Regions from separate parts of the Homo sapiens genome. Here region 2 is linked to region 1. A link is a loop called in an ENCODE intact Hi-C map of the cell type or tissue named here. Cell type or tissue: sigmoid colon. All regions are shown on one strand. Each heading gives the region's core, and the rest is flanking DNA. Links, peaks and the distances in the headings are about the cores only. Region 1 overlaps AP2S1 (adaptor related protein complex 2 subunit sigma 1). Region 2 overlaps PRKD2 (protein kinase D2).

Region 1 (8,323 bases), core at 43-8,042:
GGCTGGTCTTGAACTCCTGATCTCAAGTGATCTGCCACCTTGGCCTCCTAAAATGCTGGGATTATAGATGTGAGCCACTGCGCCCAGCCCCCAGTTCTTACATAGACACCATATAAGTGGCAGGCAGAATAATAGCACGCCCTAAATGTCCACATCCTCATCTCCGGAACCTGTAGATGTGTTGTCTTACACAGTAAAAGGGACTTTACAGTTGTGATTACAGTCCGGGTCTTGATATGGGGAGATGATCCTAGATTATCCAGGTGGGACGAATGTAACCACAGGTGTCCTTATCAGTAAAAGCAAGCGGCAGGAAAATCAGTCAGAGCCAGAGAGAGAGAGACTGGAAGATGCTCCGCAGCTGGCTTGAAGGATGAAGGATAGGGTTACATGCCAAGAACAGGAGGCAACTTCTAGAGGCTGGAAAAGGCAGGGAAGGATTCTCTCCTAGATGGTCCAGACAGCTCTGCTGACAACTTGATTTTAGCCCACTGAAACCCATTTCAGATTTCATTGAGAATAAAATTGTGTTGTTTTAAGCCGCTAAGTTTGTGATAATTTGTTACAGCAGCAATAAAAAACTAACATGCTAGTTTATATTTATAAAAAGAGGCTGAGCACCATGGTTCAGGCTTGCAATCCCAGCAATTTGGAGGCTGAGGCGGGCGGACCATTTGAGCTCAGGAGTTCGAGACCAGCCTGGCCAACATGGTGAAACCCCGTCTCTACTAAAAATACAAAAATTAGCCGGGCATGGTGGCAGGCGCCTGTAGTCCCAGTTACTCGGGAGGCTGAGGCAGGAGAATCACTTGAGCCTGGGAGGTAGAGGTGGCAGTGAGCCAAGATTGTGCCATTGCACTCCAGCCTGGGGAGTGACAGAATAAGACCCTGTCAAAAAGAAAGGAAGGAAGGAAGGAAAGAAACTGACAGGGGCCAGGGTGTTCTCAGCTTGCGAAGGATGCCAGGCATAGGTGTGGCCAGCAGCCCCCACACTCTGCTCTCAGTGGGCATCGGGGGCCCCTTAACTTCAGAGGGCCCTAGAAACACTCAGGGGTGGCTTCTATCATCACAATGGCCAGAAGGCCACTTCTGGCACTTGGTGGGTGGAAGTCAAAAGTCCATCCACTTCTGGAGCAGCCTCACAATGAGGGATTGTCCTGGCCCAAATGCCAGCAGTGCTGTTGCCAAGAAACACAAATCATCAAGCCCAGTGCCTACATTTCCAACAACCACCGGGGCGAGCAGATAAAAATGAGGGTTCTGGAGCTACCCACCTGGCTTCAAAACTGGCTCAAAACAAACCTGGCTTGGCTACTGACTAGCTACAGACCTTGGTCAAGTCGTCTTTTTTTTTTAGATGGAGTCTCGCTCTGTTGCCCAGGCTGGAATGCAGTGGCACAATCTCGGCTCACTGCAACCTCTGCCTCCCGGGTTCAAGCAATTCTCCTGCCTCAGCCTCCTGAGTAGCTGGGATTACAGGTGCATGCCACCATGCCCAGCTAATTTTTATATTTTTAGTAGAGACAGGGTTTCACCATGTTGGCCAGGATGGTCTCAATCTCTTGACCCGCCTCAGCCTCCCAAAGTGCTGGGATTACAGGCGTGAGCCGCTGCGCCCAGCCTGGTCAAGTCTTTTAATGTTCCTGAAACATTCCTGGAACAATGTTCTCACTTGGAAAATGGGGATAATAACAGTCCTGTCCTTGGCCGGATAGAGTGGCTCACGCCTGTAATCCCAGAACTCTGGGAGGCCAAGGCAGGAAGATCACTTGAGCCAGGAGATCACTCCAGCCTGGGCAACAGAGCAAGACTCCATCTCAAAAAAAAAAAACTTAGCTGGGCATGGTGGCACGCACCTGTAATCTCAGCTACTTTGGAGGCTGAGGCAGGAGAATCACTTGAAACTGGGAGGCAGAGGTTGCAGTGAGCCGAGCTAGCGCTATTGCACTCCAGCCTGGGCAAAAAGAGCGAAACTCCATCTCAAAAAAAAAAAAAAAAATTAACCAGGTATGGTGGCACACATCTGTAGTCCCAGCTACTTGGGAGGCTGAGGTGGGAGGATCAACTGAGCCCAGGAGGTCAAGGCGGCAGTGAGCCATGATCCTGCCACTGCACTCCAGCCTGGGCAATAGAGTGAGACCATGTCTCAAAAAAAAAAAAAATAGTCCCAGACTTATAATCTAGTGAGCTTTAAGTAAGGTAAGACATGTCAATTGCTTAGAACAATGCCTGGGAGAGGGTGAGTGCCCTTCAGCATTAGCTGAGTATTGTTATTTTAGTAGCAAGTGCCTGGAATCTAAACCCATCACCCCTTCCAGCCTGGGGGCCCTTGGTGAGCAGGAGCAGGTCTGAAGAGCACCTGGGTGTCTCACCTTGCTCAGCACAATGAGGGGCGTTTGTTGACTGACTGACTGATGGACTGAAGGCAAGGCATCCTAGGTATCTGGTTCCCAGGGGAGACAGGCAAGGGCTCAAAGACGGCAAGGCCAGGCAGGACCACAGGTTTATTGGGGACTCCACGCACAGACGCTTATGGCATCACACGACAACGGCACGGTTACTCGGGACACACACGGTGGCCTCTGCCCACAGCCAGGGCCCAGAGGCAGTGGGGTGCAGTCTCCTCCCTTGTGGCCCAGACCCAGCTGGGTCCCTTCCTCCTAGGCAGCTGAGGGAAGGACTGCTGGGTTGGCCACGGGCCTGGGAAGGGGAAGCGAGCAGGCGAGTCCAGGAGGGGCCGGGGCCGGGGTGGGGCTCGCCTGCCCTCACTCCAGGGACTGTAGCATCAGCAGCTGTTTCAGCACCTTCGTCTGGCTGGTCTCTCGGATTTCGCCAGCCAGGAACATCTCGTCCACGACCGTGTAAACCTGTGTGAGGGGAGACCCTGGGGTGAGACGAGGCCCCCCAGGATGCTGGCCCGGACCCTGGAAGCTGGGGCTCTGATGCCCCTCGAGCTGGGACACAGACCTCAGCAGAGGCTCCGGGTGGCTAGTGCACCACGGGTCCCCCCCGTCCCCCTCCTCTGGCTCCTTCAGCCTCCTCTTCACCAGGAGCCTACCTTGTAGAAGTTGAACACCAGGTCCAGTTCACAGACATTGTGGAAATATTCGTTTAAGACCTGGGAGAGGAAGGCAGAGATGGTAAGAGATGGGCAGGGAGAGAGCCACACACGCACAGAGATGGGAACAAGGTCATCAGAAAGAGACAGCAAAAAAAGAGACCAAGGGGGAGGCAGGGGAGAGAGAGAGACAGTGACAGGGAGAGAGGCAAGGAGACACACAGAGAGAAACAAAAGCAAAGATCGATGCAAAGAGATGGCAAAAGGTCAGGCGCGGTGGCTCACACCTGTAATCCCAGCACTTTGGGAGGCTAAGGCAGAAGGATGACTTGAAGTTAGGAGTGCAAGACCAGCCTGGCCAACATGGTGAAACCCCATCTCTACTAAAAATACAAAAATTAGCTGGGCATCGTGGCGTGTGCCTGTAATCCCAGCTACTCAAGAGGCTGAGGCAGGAGAATCACTTGAACCTGGGAGGTGGAGGCTGCAATGAGCCAAGATTGCACCACTGCACTCCAGCCTGGGCGACAGAACAAGACTCCGTCTCAAAAAAAAAAAAAAAAAAAAAAAAAAAAAAAGAAAAAGAAAAAAAAGAAATGGAGAGGGAGAGTCCCAGTCACTGCAGAGGGAGGGCTCAGGAGGGACCAGGGAGGGTTCCCAGGCCTTGGGGGCCACTCCAGGGCTGCCCACCCGCCTCCCCACCTTACATCCCTCTCCCGCCGTACCTCCACGAAGTTGTGAATGGCCTCCAGGTAAGCCAGGTTGTTGTCATTGACATCCACACAGATGCAGAAGTAGAGGCCAGCATAGCGGCGGTAAATGATCTTAAAGTTCCGGAACTGCAGAACAGAGAGGCTGTCAGCAACGGAGATTGCCAGGACCTAACGTGCCAGACAGAGTGGGGCCAAAACATTCACTCCTTCACTCCATACGTGGTCCCGAGGCCCAGCTCTGTGCCTGGCCCTGTGCTGGGGTCACAGCAGTGACCGAGACAGCCCTAACCCTGCTCACAGTGCAGCGGGGGCAGGCATCCCCAGAATGGACAGGATGGGCTGTGAGAGCCCAAAGAGGGTGCCTAACCCCCTCTGATCCTGGAGAGTCAGGAGGGCTTCCTGGAGGAGGGGGTATCGGAGCTGAGAGCTGGAGGATAGGCAGGAATGTTCTAAGCAGATAGCAAAAGCCCGGGGCTGGGCGGGAGCCTGACGTGTTCAATAGTGTCCATGCAACCTTGCCACTCCCTTCTGTGACTTCCTGCTACCTCTGGAGACAGTCACATCCCTTAGCCTGGAATTAATTAACTCAATTATTTAACAAATACTTCCTGAGCAGCTACTCTATGCCAGGCCTGTGATAGGCAGTGTGGGGAGGAGGGTTACCACTGCCACCAAGACGATCCTGGGTCCTTGTCCTGCCCTCACTGAAATGCGATATACACAGTTAGCAATAGTAACACAGACACACACCGTGAACAAACATGCCAGGATCAGGGACATGGATTCTCATTTTATGCGCGTGTTAAGTAGACAAAGACAGATATATATGCATACTGGGTTGCAAAGTACAATGTCTTTGGCCAAAACCTGAAAATCCAGTTCAGTTCTATATGTTCTCAATGTCAGGTTCATTACAAAAAAAAAAAAAAAAAAAATCCCAGCACTCCAGGAGGCCGGGCGAGAGGATCACTTGAGCCCAGGAGTTTCAGGCCAGCTTGGGCAACATGGTGAAACCCCATCTATACAAAAGTACAAAACTTAGCTGGGTATGGTGGCGTGTACCTGTGGTCCCAGCTACTCGGGAGGCTGAGGTGGGGAGATGACCTGAGCCTGGGAGGTCAAAGCTGCTGTGAGCCACGTTCCCATCACTGCACTCCAGCCCGGGAGACCCTGTCTCAAAAAACACAAAAAAACAGCAGCTCTAGGTCTGGGGTGTGCCTGTGTCGCCACCTGCTGACAGCTATGAGTGCCAGCATCAGTCTTCGGCATTTTTTTTTTTTTTTTTTTTTGAGTCTGGCTCTGACGCCCAGGCTGGAGAGCAGTGGCTCGATCTCGGCTCACTGCAATCTCTGCCTCTTGGGTTCAAGCGATTCTCCTGCCTCAGTCTCCCGAGTAGCTGGGATTACAGGCGCGCCACCACACCCAGCTAATAGCTTTTTACTCATTTTTTCAGCTCAATCTCTTGTTCATTGCTATACTCCAAGCATGTTTTCAGGGTTTTTTTTGTTTTTTGGTTTTTTTGAGACAGTCTCACTCTGTCGCCCAGGCCAGAGTGCAGCGGCGCAATCTTGGCTCACTGCAACCTCTGCCTCCCAGGTTCAAGCAATTCTCCTGCCTCAGCCTCCTGAGTAGCTAGGAATACAGGTGTGCACCACCACGCCTGGCTAATTTTTGTATTTTTAGTAGAGATGAGGTTTTACCATGTTGGCCAGGCTGGTCTCCAACTCCTGACCTCAGATGATCCACCTGCCTCTGCCTCCCAAAGTGCTGGGATTACAGGCGTGAGCCCAGCCTGAGTATGTTTTCTGGTGTGATTACAGTAAGGCCTACATGTAATCCACGGGTAAATGAGCTGACACTGATCATCAGTGCTCCTCTCTTCTTGCAATCCAGCTTTTCTGGCTCTCACCCTCCTCCGCCTCCAGCTACTGCTCCATCTTTCCAGCCTCCCTTCCTGTTTTAAATTTCGAGGCTTCTCAGGGATCTGCTGCAGACCCCCATCTCTCCTCCAGCTACATTCTCTCAGAGAAGCACATTCTCTCATCCTGCAGGCTGGGGCAGGTGTCCCCTCTGAACATCCCACGCCACTGCCCCACCCCTGCCCTGCCCCAGCCTGACCACTGCTGGTCGCCACTGTCTGGGGATGGGTCTGTCTCCCCATTGGACTGAGCCTGTGGGGGAAGCTGGAGCTGTCACACTGTGTCCTCCATGTTGCCCTGCAAAGGGCTGGCACAGGTAATGGCCCCCAAAGACATCCACATCCTAATCCCACACCCTGTGAATATGGGACCTTATATGGCAAAAAGGGACTCTGCAGTCTCAACTTGTGACGAAGTTAAGAAGCATGAGATGGGGCGATAATCCTGGATGGTTCAGGCGGGACCAATGTCCTCACTGGGCTGCTAATAAAGGAAAGCGGGAGGCGGGACAGTGCGAGTCAGACAGAGATTGGACGACGGCCAGGTGCCGGGCCTCATGCCTATCATCCCAGCACTTTGGGAGGCCAAGGCTTGATCTCAGGAGTTCAAGAGCAGTTTAGGCAACATATCAAGACCCATCTCTATAAAACATACAAAAAATTAGTTGGGCGTGGTGGCAGGTCCCTGTAGTCCCAGCTACTCAGGAGTCTGAGGTGGGAGGATCCCTTGAGCCTGGGAGGCGGAGGCTGCAGTGAGCTATGATTGCACCACTGCACTCCGGCCTGGGGCACAGAGTGAGACCCTGTCTCAAATAATAATAATAATAACAAGAGGGATAGCCCGCATCTTCCAGTTGCCTACTCCTCCCTTTGATCTTCACTCACAAGTCCCCTCCAGGAAGCCCTCCAGACCCCCAGGCTGGGTCAGGTGCCCTCCCCCAGCCAGGCTCCTCGATCCCAGCCCTGCCTACTGTGGTTGTCACTGTCTAGGACAGGCTTGTGTTCCTTCCTGGGCTATGAGTCCCAAAGCAGCACAAGGCTGTCTCAGTGCTGCTGTGAACCTAGCACTGGGCTGATCACAGAGGAGGCACACAGAAACATTAGGTGAATACATGCACAAAGGAACAACTGAATGAATGGGCGGGCCTGGATCCTGGAGGCATGGAGGAACTCAAGACCTGAGGGTCAGCCTCCTCTGTAACATTCTCATTTGCCCAGCCGGACTTTCCGGCTGCCCCTGTATCATTGGGCCTCACTGACCCCTCCCGCGCCCCAGCCCTCAGCACAGGACCAGCCACTACATTAGCAGCAAGGTGCCCACACAGCCAGAACACCCGACACCCAGTTCCTCTCCCCCTTCCCACCTGCTGCTCTTGGTGACACCACCAGTGACCTCCTCCTGGAGAGGTAAGTCCAACCCTGTCCCCCTCCTGGCTGCTGGGACACCCAATCTCTTGGTTCTCCTCTCCCTCATCTCTCTGCCTGCAGACGTGGCCCTCTGGTGCTCTCCTCGGTCTATCCTCACTTCCCCGGTGAGCTCCTTGGCCTCGGTTTCCCTCTATGTGCAGAAATGCCGTTTCCATATCCTACCCAGCTCTCTCCAAGAACCCTGACTCGTCACTTCTTCCTGGACATCTCTGCTGGGATGTGGACGATACTCGGGGCCAGACCCCCAACACTTCCCTCCTGATCTTCACCTCCGCCTGCCCTTCCCATCTGCCCATATCAGATAATGACAGCTCCATCCTACCCGGGGGCTCAAGTGGGAAATCTAATTGTCGCCCTGGCTCTGCTTTCTCTCACATTCCACATCCAATTCTTGGCCATTCAGCTGGGTCCACCTCCAAAACGCTCCTGGCCACACCGACGGCTTCCATGCTGGTCCGGTCACCAGCATCTCCCACCTGGACCACTGCAGCCACCTCTCTCCGAGCAGTCTCCTCTATGCTCTTGCCCTATAGCGCAGCCTCAAGTCGGCCAATGGCCATGCTCTGCTCAAAACCCTCCATGGTTCAAGACCAGCCTGGACAACATAGCAATACCCCATCTCTACGAAAAATTTAAAAATTAGCCAGGCGTGGTCACTCATGGCTGTAATCCTAGGACTTTGGGAAGCTGCGGTGGGCGGATCGCTGGAGCTCAGGAGTTCGAGACCAGCCTGGGCAACATGGCGAAACCCTGTCTCTACCAAAAATACAAAAATTAGTACGGCATTGGTGGCACATGCCAATGGTCCCAGCTACTCGGGAGGCTGAGGTGGGAGAATTGCTTGACCCCGAGAGGCAGAGGTTGCAGTGAGCTGAGATCGCACCACTGCACTCTAGCCTAGGTAACAGAGTGAGAACCCACCTGAAAAGAAAAAAAAATTTAAAAATTAGATGGGCATGGAGGTGCATGCCTGTAGTCCCAGCCACTTGGCAAGCTGAGGTGGGAGGCTTGCTTGAGCCTGGGAGGGTACAGTGAGCTGTAATTGCACCACTGTACTCTAGCCTGGGAGACAGAGCAAGACCGTGTCTCTAAAAAACACCAAAAAACAAAAACAACCTTTCTTTTTTTTTTGAGAGGAGTCTTGTTCTGTTGCCCAGGCTGGAGTGCAATGGCACGATCTCGGCTCACTGCAACCTCTGCCTCCTG
Region 2 (8,323 bases), core at 173-8,172, 140 kb before region 1:
CCAGTGGAGCTGACTAAGTATGAACTCCGTGTATAGTTTAAAAATGTGTAGGCTGGGGGCACAGTGGCACACACCTGTAATCCCAGAACTTTGGGAGGCTGAGGTGGGAGGATTGCTTGAGCGCAGAAGTTCAAGACCACCCTGGGCAACATAGCAAGACCCCCTATCTTAAAAAAAAAAAAAAAAAAAAAAGAAGAGGAATATAGGTCAGGCGCGGTGGCTCATGCCTGTAATCCCAGCACTTTGGGAGGCCGAGGCAGGTGGATTACCTGAGGTTGGGAGTTCAAGACCAGCCTGACCAACATGGCAAAACCCTGTCTCTACTAAAAATACAAAAAAAGTAGCTGGGCCTGGGCGGGTGCCTGTAGTCCCAGCTACTTGGGAGGCTGAGGCAGGAGAATCGCTTGAACCCAGGAGACAGAGGTTGCAATGAACTGAAATTGCATCACTGCACTCCAGCCTGGGCAACAAGAGCGAAACGCCGTCTAAAATTAGCCAGGGATAGCAGTGCATCCCTGTAGTCCCAGATACTCGGGAGGCTGAGGCAGGAGGATCACCTGAGCCCAGGAGTTTGAGGTTACAGTGAGCCACAATCACACCACTGCACTCCAGTGGGCAACAAAGCAAGACCCTTTGGGAGGCTGAGGCGGGTGGATCACTTGAGCTCAGGAGTCAGGAGTTCAAGACCAGCCTGGGCAACATAGGGTAGACCCTGTCTCTACAGAAATACAAAAATTAGCTGGGTGTGGTGGACGAGCCTGTGGTCCCAGCTACTCGAGAGGCTAAGGTGGCAGGATCGCTTGAGCCCAGGTGGTCGAGGCTGCAGTGAGTCAAGACTGCACCACTGCACCAGCCTGGGCGACAGACCGAGACCCTGTCTCAAACAAAAAATTATTTAAAAAAAATTGTAGTGCTTTAAAAGGTTTGCCTCAGGAACTGGGAAAATTTATAAATATGAGGTGATGTCAGCCCATTGTAGAGAAAAAGAAATTGAGGTTCACTGTGCAGGAGGGTCTTCCCCCAGGGTCTCTTGGAGGGTTCTGTGTATACCTCTGGGCCTTGCCTCCCTCGCCTTCCTCCTCCTCACTGGCGTGGAGCGCATTCTCTGAGTGGGAGCCAGGGATGACACCGGAGTCCTCTGACTCATCCATGAGGGCGCTCTTGTCAGCCTCGCTGAAATCGGTGGCCTCCTCCATCGGCACATCTGTGGGGACGGAGGCATCAGAGGGGTCTCCACCCAGTCCTGCCCCTTCCCCTTTCTCCCCAGCATCCCCCCAGCCTCTCACCTCCATTGATAAGGGCCTCCCCCAGGCAGTCATTAGGGACGCGGGTGGCGCAGCGTTTGTGACAGTTAAACTTGCAGTCTGGTAGGACAGGGAACAAGGGAACGGGTGAGAAGGGGAAGAGAGGTTACCTGGAAGGCTTGAACCTTGACCCTAAGCCTCAGGCTCAAAAGAGTCTACTCTTGCTGTCTGGGTAAGAACACTGGCTGCTGCTGCCCTGGTCATTTTCCCACTTTCAGCCACAGTTTTCCCAACCATCGGGGGGGTCTTGATTAAGTAGGAGGGCTAGACTCAAAATCCCGACGACTGCTGGGTGCAGTGGCTCCCGCCTGTAATCTCGGTATTTTGGGAGGCCGGGGAGAGCAGATCATTTGAGGTCAGGAGTTCGAAACCAGCCTGCCCTACATGGTAAAACCTCGTCTCTACTAAAAATACAAAAATTAGCTGGGCGTGGGACTACAGGCGCCCACTACCACGCCCAGCTGATTTTTTTGTGTTTTTAGTAGAGACGGGGTTTCGCCATGTTGGTCAGGCTGGTTTCGCGCTCCTGACCTCAGATGATCCACCTGCCTTGGCCTCCTAAAAGTGCTGGGATTACAGGCGTGAGCCACCGCGCCCGACTTGTGTGTGTGTGTGTGTGTGTGTGTTATTGGTTCTAATGTGCTGTGACTCCAGACTCTGAACACCCTAGGGCTGGGTTCCTCAACCCGTGACACTAACACAGTGCCCAGGATAATTCCTTGTTTTAGGGCACTTGCTCTGTGTATTGTAGGATGTTTAGCTGCATCTCTGACTTCTACCTACTGGATGCCAGTAGCACTATCCCAGCGTACCAAACAAAACCATCTCCAACCCTTGCCAAACATCCCCTAGGAGCAAAACGGCCCCTGGTCGAGAACCATTGCTGTAGAGTTCAGTGTTTCCACGGTTCTAGGGACACTATACATCGAAGATTCTAGAGTTTACTAAAAACCTATTTTATGAAGGTTCTATGATTCTGTTTTTTGTTTTTTTTTTTTTTTTTTAAGAAACAGTCTGGCTGTCACCCAGACTAGAGTGTGCAATGGCACCATCTCGGCTCACTGCAACCTCTGCCTCCCAGGCTCAAGCGATCTTCCCACCTCAGCCTCCTGAGTAGCTGAAACTACAGGCACGCACTACCATGCCTGGCTAATTTTTCGTATTTTTTGTAGAGATGGGGTCTTTCCATGTTGTACAAGCTGGTCTTGAACTCCTGGGCTCAAGCAATCCACCCACCTAAGCCTCCCAAAGTGCTGGGATTACAGGTGTGAGCTACTGCCCCTGACCTGATTCCGTATTTCTAAGGCTTCAGAGTTTGATGTCCAAGTTTCTAGAACTCTAGACATCTATGAGTCAACACTTCTAAGACTCTTTAATGTCCAAGATTTTAGGGTGTTATATATCTAAACTCTAAAATTTGACAGTTCTAGGGTTCTACAATTCTAGGCTTCTCTACCTCCAGAATCTGCAGATTCCAAGGTTCTAGGATTCTATACATACAAGATTCTAGAATTTGATGTTTCTATGCTTCTTTAGCTCTAGGCTTCTAAGATTCTAGAATTTGATTGTTCCAGTAAATTCTTGAATTGGATGTTTCTAAGTTTATGTGGATCTAGGCTTCTGAGGTTCTAGAATTTTTTTTTTTCTTTTTTTGAGACAAGTTCTTGCTCTGTCACCCAGGCTGGAATGCAGTGGCACAATCATGGCTCACTGCAGCCTCAACCTCCTGGGCTCAAGCAATCCTCCCTCCTCAGAGTCCCAAGTAGCTGGAACCACAGATGCATGCTGCCATGCCTGGCTAATTTTTAATTTTTTTTGTAGAGACAGGGTTTCACCATGTTGCCCAGGCTGGTCTTAAACTCCTAGGCTCAAGTGATCCACCTACCTTGGCCTCCCAAAGTGCTGAGATTACATGCATGAGCCACCACACCTGGCTGGATTCTAGAATTTGATTGTTCAAAGTTCTGGGAGTCTAGAATTTCCAGGATTCTAGGTTACGATGGTTTCAAGCTTATATGATTCTAGACGTCTAAGACTCTCAAATTTGATGTGCCTATGTTTCTATTACCCTCAAATCCCATGGTTCCAAAATTCTCATGCTCTGAGAGTCTATAACTTGGGAGATCTAAGATGTGTAATCTAAAGTTCTGTTGTTATTTTAGCTGAATTCTATCATTCGGAATTCTTGAATGCTATGGTTCTGATTCTAGAATTCTCAGGTTCTACAGTTTTAGAATTCCATGCTAAGCACGTTATGAATCTAGGATTCCAAGGTTCTAAAGACTGAGGTTCAGCTGGGCGCGGTGGCTCACACCTGTAATCCCAGCACTTTGGGAGGCCGAGGTAGGAGGATTGCTTGAGCCCAGGAGTTCAAGACCAGCCTGAACAATATAGTGATACCTTCTCTCTACAAATGATTTAAAAATTAGCTGGGTGTGGCCAGGCGCGGTGGCTCACGCCTGTAATCCCGGCATTTTGGGAGGTCGAGGCAGGTGGATCACAAGGTCAGGAGATCGAGACCATCCTAGCTAACATGGTGAAACCCCGTCTCTACTAAAAATACAAAAAAATTAGCCAGGCATGGTGGCGGGCGCCTGTAGTCCCAGCTACTCAGGAGGCTGAGGCAGGAGAATGTCCTGATCCCAGGAGGCAGAGTTTGCAGTGAGCCGAGATCACACCACTGCACTCCAGCCTGGGCGACAGAGTGAGACTCCGTCTCAAAAAAAAAAAAAAGAAAAGAAAATTAGCTGGGTGTGGTGGCACCACCTGTAGTCCTAGCTACTTGGGAGGCTGAGGCAGGAGGATCACTTGAACCCAGGAGGTTGAAGCTGCAGTGAGCCGTGATTGCGCCACTGCACTCCAGCCTGGGTGATAGAGTGACACCCTGTCTCCAAAAAACAACAACAACACACACACACACACACACACACACACACACACAACTGAGGTTCTAAGATTCCAGAATTCCAAAGGTCCCAGAACACTAGGATTCAGGGCCCTCCCCTTCTGAGGCCCTGGGGTCCCAAGGCTCAGATCCTTGTGTCCTGCCACAAGACCAGGTTGGGGCGGGAAGGAGGTTCTGACCCTGTCTGTCCTCCCCGACAGGCCCAGCTAACCTTTGCATTGCAGGCCCTGCCGGAAGAGGCCCTTGAGGAGTTTCTTGCAAGCCTGGCAAACGGTGGGCCGTGTATAGCTGTGGATGAGGAAGGTGTGCGGCACCTTGACCTTGGAGAGCAGCATCTTGTCCAGCTCAATGGGGCGGCCCGTATACGATGAGGCAGAAGAGGAGGAAGAGGATGACGGGGGACGGCGAGGCAGGAGTTCGGTGGTGCTACGGCTCTGTCGTTGGCAAGAATGGAGGGGACACATCAGTGCGTTGGCCCCATGCCTGGGCCAAGTCACCCCCCTAGCCACCAACCCGTCCCATCCCCCATCTCCTCACCAGCTCTTCAGCCGTGCAGGGCAGGGACTCGGAGGTGCCGAGGCGCACCGAGTGGCCACTGGCCAGAGACGTGGATGACAGGCGCCGTTTGCGGGCCCCACTACAGTTGTTGGGGATGCTGAAGGCACAGCGCTTGTGGTAGTTCAGCCCGCAGCCTGCAGGGGGCGCCAGAGAGTAAGAGACATGGCGTCTGCCCCTCCTAGGTCTCTTCTTGAGAAGTTGTGCCCTTTCCACCCAATCTCTCACCTGGTCCTGTCCCATCACCCCCCGCCAGCACGATCTCCTCCAAAAGGCACTACTATCCGTAAGTGTATCAGCCCCTTCAGGCCCACCCCTCCTTAGAGTTCTGCCCCAAGTTCCAGCTTGTAGCCCCACCATCACCCCATCTGTCCCCCAGACCCTGAACACACCCACACCCCTTTTCTCACTCCAACAAGGGACACCTCAAAGGCTCCCCCCAAAGCTCTGTCCCCAGTTTCAGCTTGTAGCCCTGCCATCACCCCATCTGTCCCCCAGACCCTGAACACGCCTCACACCCAAAATTTTCCCACTCCAACAAGGGATACCTCAAAGGTTCCCTCCAAAGCTCCACCCCTAGTTCCAGCTTGTAGCCCCGACATCACCCCATCTGCCCCCCAGGCCCTGAACGCGCCTCACACCCCACCTTTTCCCACTGCAACAATGGATGCCTCAAAAGTCCCCGCCAAAGCTCTGACCCAGCCCCAGTCCTCTATGGTAAGCACCTCCTTCTAGTCCTCCCCAAAACTCCTGTCCATCTCCCTAGAGACACCTGTTCCCCCTTCTAACCCTGACCTTCCTTTTTCTGAGGCCCCTTTGGTTCCCCCTCTTTCCCCAACCCCAACTTTCCAAAAGAAAATGCCTCTCCTCACCCCCACCCCTAAGGTCACTATCCCTCCAGGTCTGCTCACCCCCTGTACCCCACTTTCTCTTTTCTGTAGACCTGGAATCCAGGCAATCCCTAAGTAGTGTGATTAAATCTTAGTAGTGTGGGCCACGCATGGTGGCTCACGCCTGTAATCCCAGCACTTTGGGAGGCCAAGGCCGGCGGATCACTTGAGGTCAGGAGTTTGAGACCACACTGGCCAACATGGCAAAACCCCATCTCTACTAAAAATACAAAACTTAGCCGGGTGTAGTGGCACACGCCTGTAATCCCAGCTACTCCGGAGGCTGAGGCAGGAGAATCACTTGAACCCAGGAGGCAGAGGTTGTAGTGAGCTGAGATCACGCCACTGCACTCCAGCCTGGGCAATACAGCGAGACTCAGTTTCAAAAAAAAAAAAAGAGTTCTCAGTTGTACTCAGGTCCATTGTACCATACTAGGCAGAAGTATGACTTCTTATTGTCTTATTTTATTTTGTAGAGACAGGATCTCCCTGTACCCCCGGCTGAAGCACAATGGCACAATCATAGCTCACTGCAGCCTTCAACTCCTGGGCTCAAGTAATCCTCCTGCCTCAGCCTCCTGAGTAGCCAGAACCACAGACATACACTACCATGCCCAGATAATTTTTTTATTTTTATTTTTTTGTAGAGATGGGGTCTCGCTACATTGCCCAGGCTGGTCTTGAACTCCTGGGCTCAAGTGATCCTCCCACCTCAGCCTCCCAAAGTGTTGGGATTACAGGCATGAGCCACTGTGCCCTGCCTATTTTATCTTTTAAAATCCTCATCCATGGAGAAATCAGCTCAACTCCCTGTTTCCCACTGGACGTTCTGTATGTGTGCTCTAATACATCTCCAGTGATTCCAAACGATTCCAGGATCGCTTTCTATTCTGGAGTGAAGAATGTTCCTCCAGCCTTTGGGAGCCCTTCTGGTACCCGCCTGCTCCAGGCTTTCCAGTTCCACACCTCCTCATTGTAGGCACTGTCTTGGCTGCATGCTGTAATCACGGAGGCAAGCTTGGAGAACGGTGTTGGCCCTGCAAGAAGAGCTTCAGCAGGGCAAATGGTCTTTGCACACAGGAACCATTTCCCAGTGTTGGCCTTGAATCACTCATGTGCCTTCCAGAATTTCAGAATCTTATCTATAACTCTCAGAATGAGTCTCAGGATAGAGTTAAACTCCTGTCGGAATGTAGTCATTTGGGGTTCTCTTGCCACCATAGGAACTGGGACCATCATCTGTGATGCTGCACCAGTGAAGTCTGTGCTGATAACCCATTAGGACTTGATGACACCAGGGCTGTATCATGACAAAGACTGCATATGCTGAGACCTCAAGAGTTGGATATGGTGTGTGGACGATGGCAATATTTATAAGAGCTTTTAATGCACTGAATCAGTATCTGCAGGCCTAGAGTCCTTAAATAATACAAGTATACTTTGGACTGCATGATGATCTGGAACACAGGATATTGGAGAAACTGGATTTCTTTTTTTTTTTTTTTTTTGAGACGGAGTCTCACCCTGTCACCCAGGCTGGAGTGCAATGGTATGATCTCGGCTCACTGCAACCTCCACCCCCTCAGGTTCAAATGATTCTCCTGCCTCAGCCTCCCGAGTAGCTGGGATTATAGGTACCCGCCACCACACCCAGCTAATTTTTCTAGTTTTAGTAGAGACAGGGTTTCACCATGTTGGCCAGGCTGGTCTCTAACTCCTGACCTCATGATCCGCCCGCCTTGGCCTCCCAAAGTGCTGGGATTACAGGTGTGAGCCACCGTGCCTGGCCCAGAATCAGGATTTCTGTACAAGCGTGGCACCCACGGAGCTAGAGATGCTGTCTCAGACCTAATACCCAATGGAACATCCAAGAATATGGCTCTAATTGCAGGGCACACCATACAAAAATGGAGGCGCATGGGGCCCAGCGCAGTGGCTCATGTCTGTAATCCCAGCACTTGGGGAGGCTGAGGAGGGTGGATTACTTGAAACCAGCCTGGCCAACATGGTGAAACCCCGTCTACTAAAAATACAAAAATTAGCCAGGAGTGGTGGTGCGCACCTGTAATCCCAGCTATTTGGGAGGCTGAAGCAGGAGAATTGCTTGAACCCAGGAGGTAGAGGTTGCAGTGAGCCAAGACCACGCCACTGCACTCCATCCTGGGTGACGGAGCAAGACTCTGTCTCACACACACAAAACAATGGAGCCACAGGGTCTCATCACAGAATGGATGGTCCTCACCTGTCATCTGTCCTCATAGCCAATGCAGGTACATGGCCTTCATCTGTAGGCAGAGCCCCGATTTCAACATTCTCACTCAGAAGCATGAATAACAGGGACAGAGGACCTATATAGATCTTGACACTTGGGCTGAACCTTGAGACATCTTGGCTTAAAGAACTGTATGTTTTGGACAGGCGCGGTGGCTCATGCCTGTAATCCCAGCACTGTGGGAGGGCAAGGCGGGTGGATCATTTGAGGTCAGGAGTTCAAGACCAGCCTGGCCAACGTGGTGAAACCCCGTCTCTACTAGAAATACAAAAATTAGCCGGGCAGTAATGGTGTGTGCCTGTAATCCCAGCTACTCGGTAGGCTGAGGCAGGAGAATCGCTTGAGCCTGGGAAGTGGAGGTTGTGGTGAGCTGAGATCGCGCCACTGCACTCCAGCC

The links. Hi-C counts contacts between places; a loop is a spot of excess contacts. Peaks named below come from ENCODE experiments on the same cell type or tissue, not always from the same donor. Only the 100,000 strongest peaks of a DNase experiment are listed, where the experiment ranks them.
Region 2: it touches region 1 in a loop (10-fold over the local background); 7 of 110 quality-filtered maps call a loop at or near these places.

What each region holds. Positions count from the first base shown.
Region 1 is chr19:46,835,682-46,844,004 of GRCh38, forward strand. It overlaps AP2S1 (adaptor related protein complex 2 subunit sigma 1), which reads right to left. Exons shown (of 5, transcript NM_004069.6): 3 at 3,784-3,897; 4 at 3,059-3,118; 5 at 2,486-2,867. The coding sequence ends at 2,766. Among named protein-coding and RNA genes, the nearest start is that of SNAR-E, 9.1 kb to the left of the region's middle. RefSeq lists an enhancer at 2,528-3,028. In sigmoid colon, for the core only: CTCF peaks have their summits at 5,009 (motif pointing left) and 5,211; DNase peaks (open chromatin) are centred at 4,984 and 6,214; H3K27ac peaks cover 1,496 bases.
Region 2 is chr19:46,699,749-46,708,071 of GRCh38, forward strand. PRKD2 (protein kinase D2) reads right to left here. Exons shown (of 18, transcript NM_016457.5): 4 at 4,747-4,901; 5 at 4,421-4,643; 6 at 1,287-1,364; 7 at 1,051-1,204. Among named protein-coding and RNA genes, the nearest start is that of MIR320E, 5.4 kb to the right of the region's middle. In sigmoid colon, for the core only: CTCF peaks have their summits at 4,889 (motif pointing right) and 5,089; a DNase peak (open chromatin) is centred at 4,903.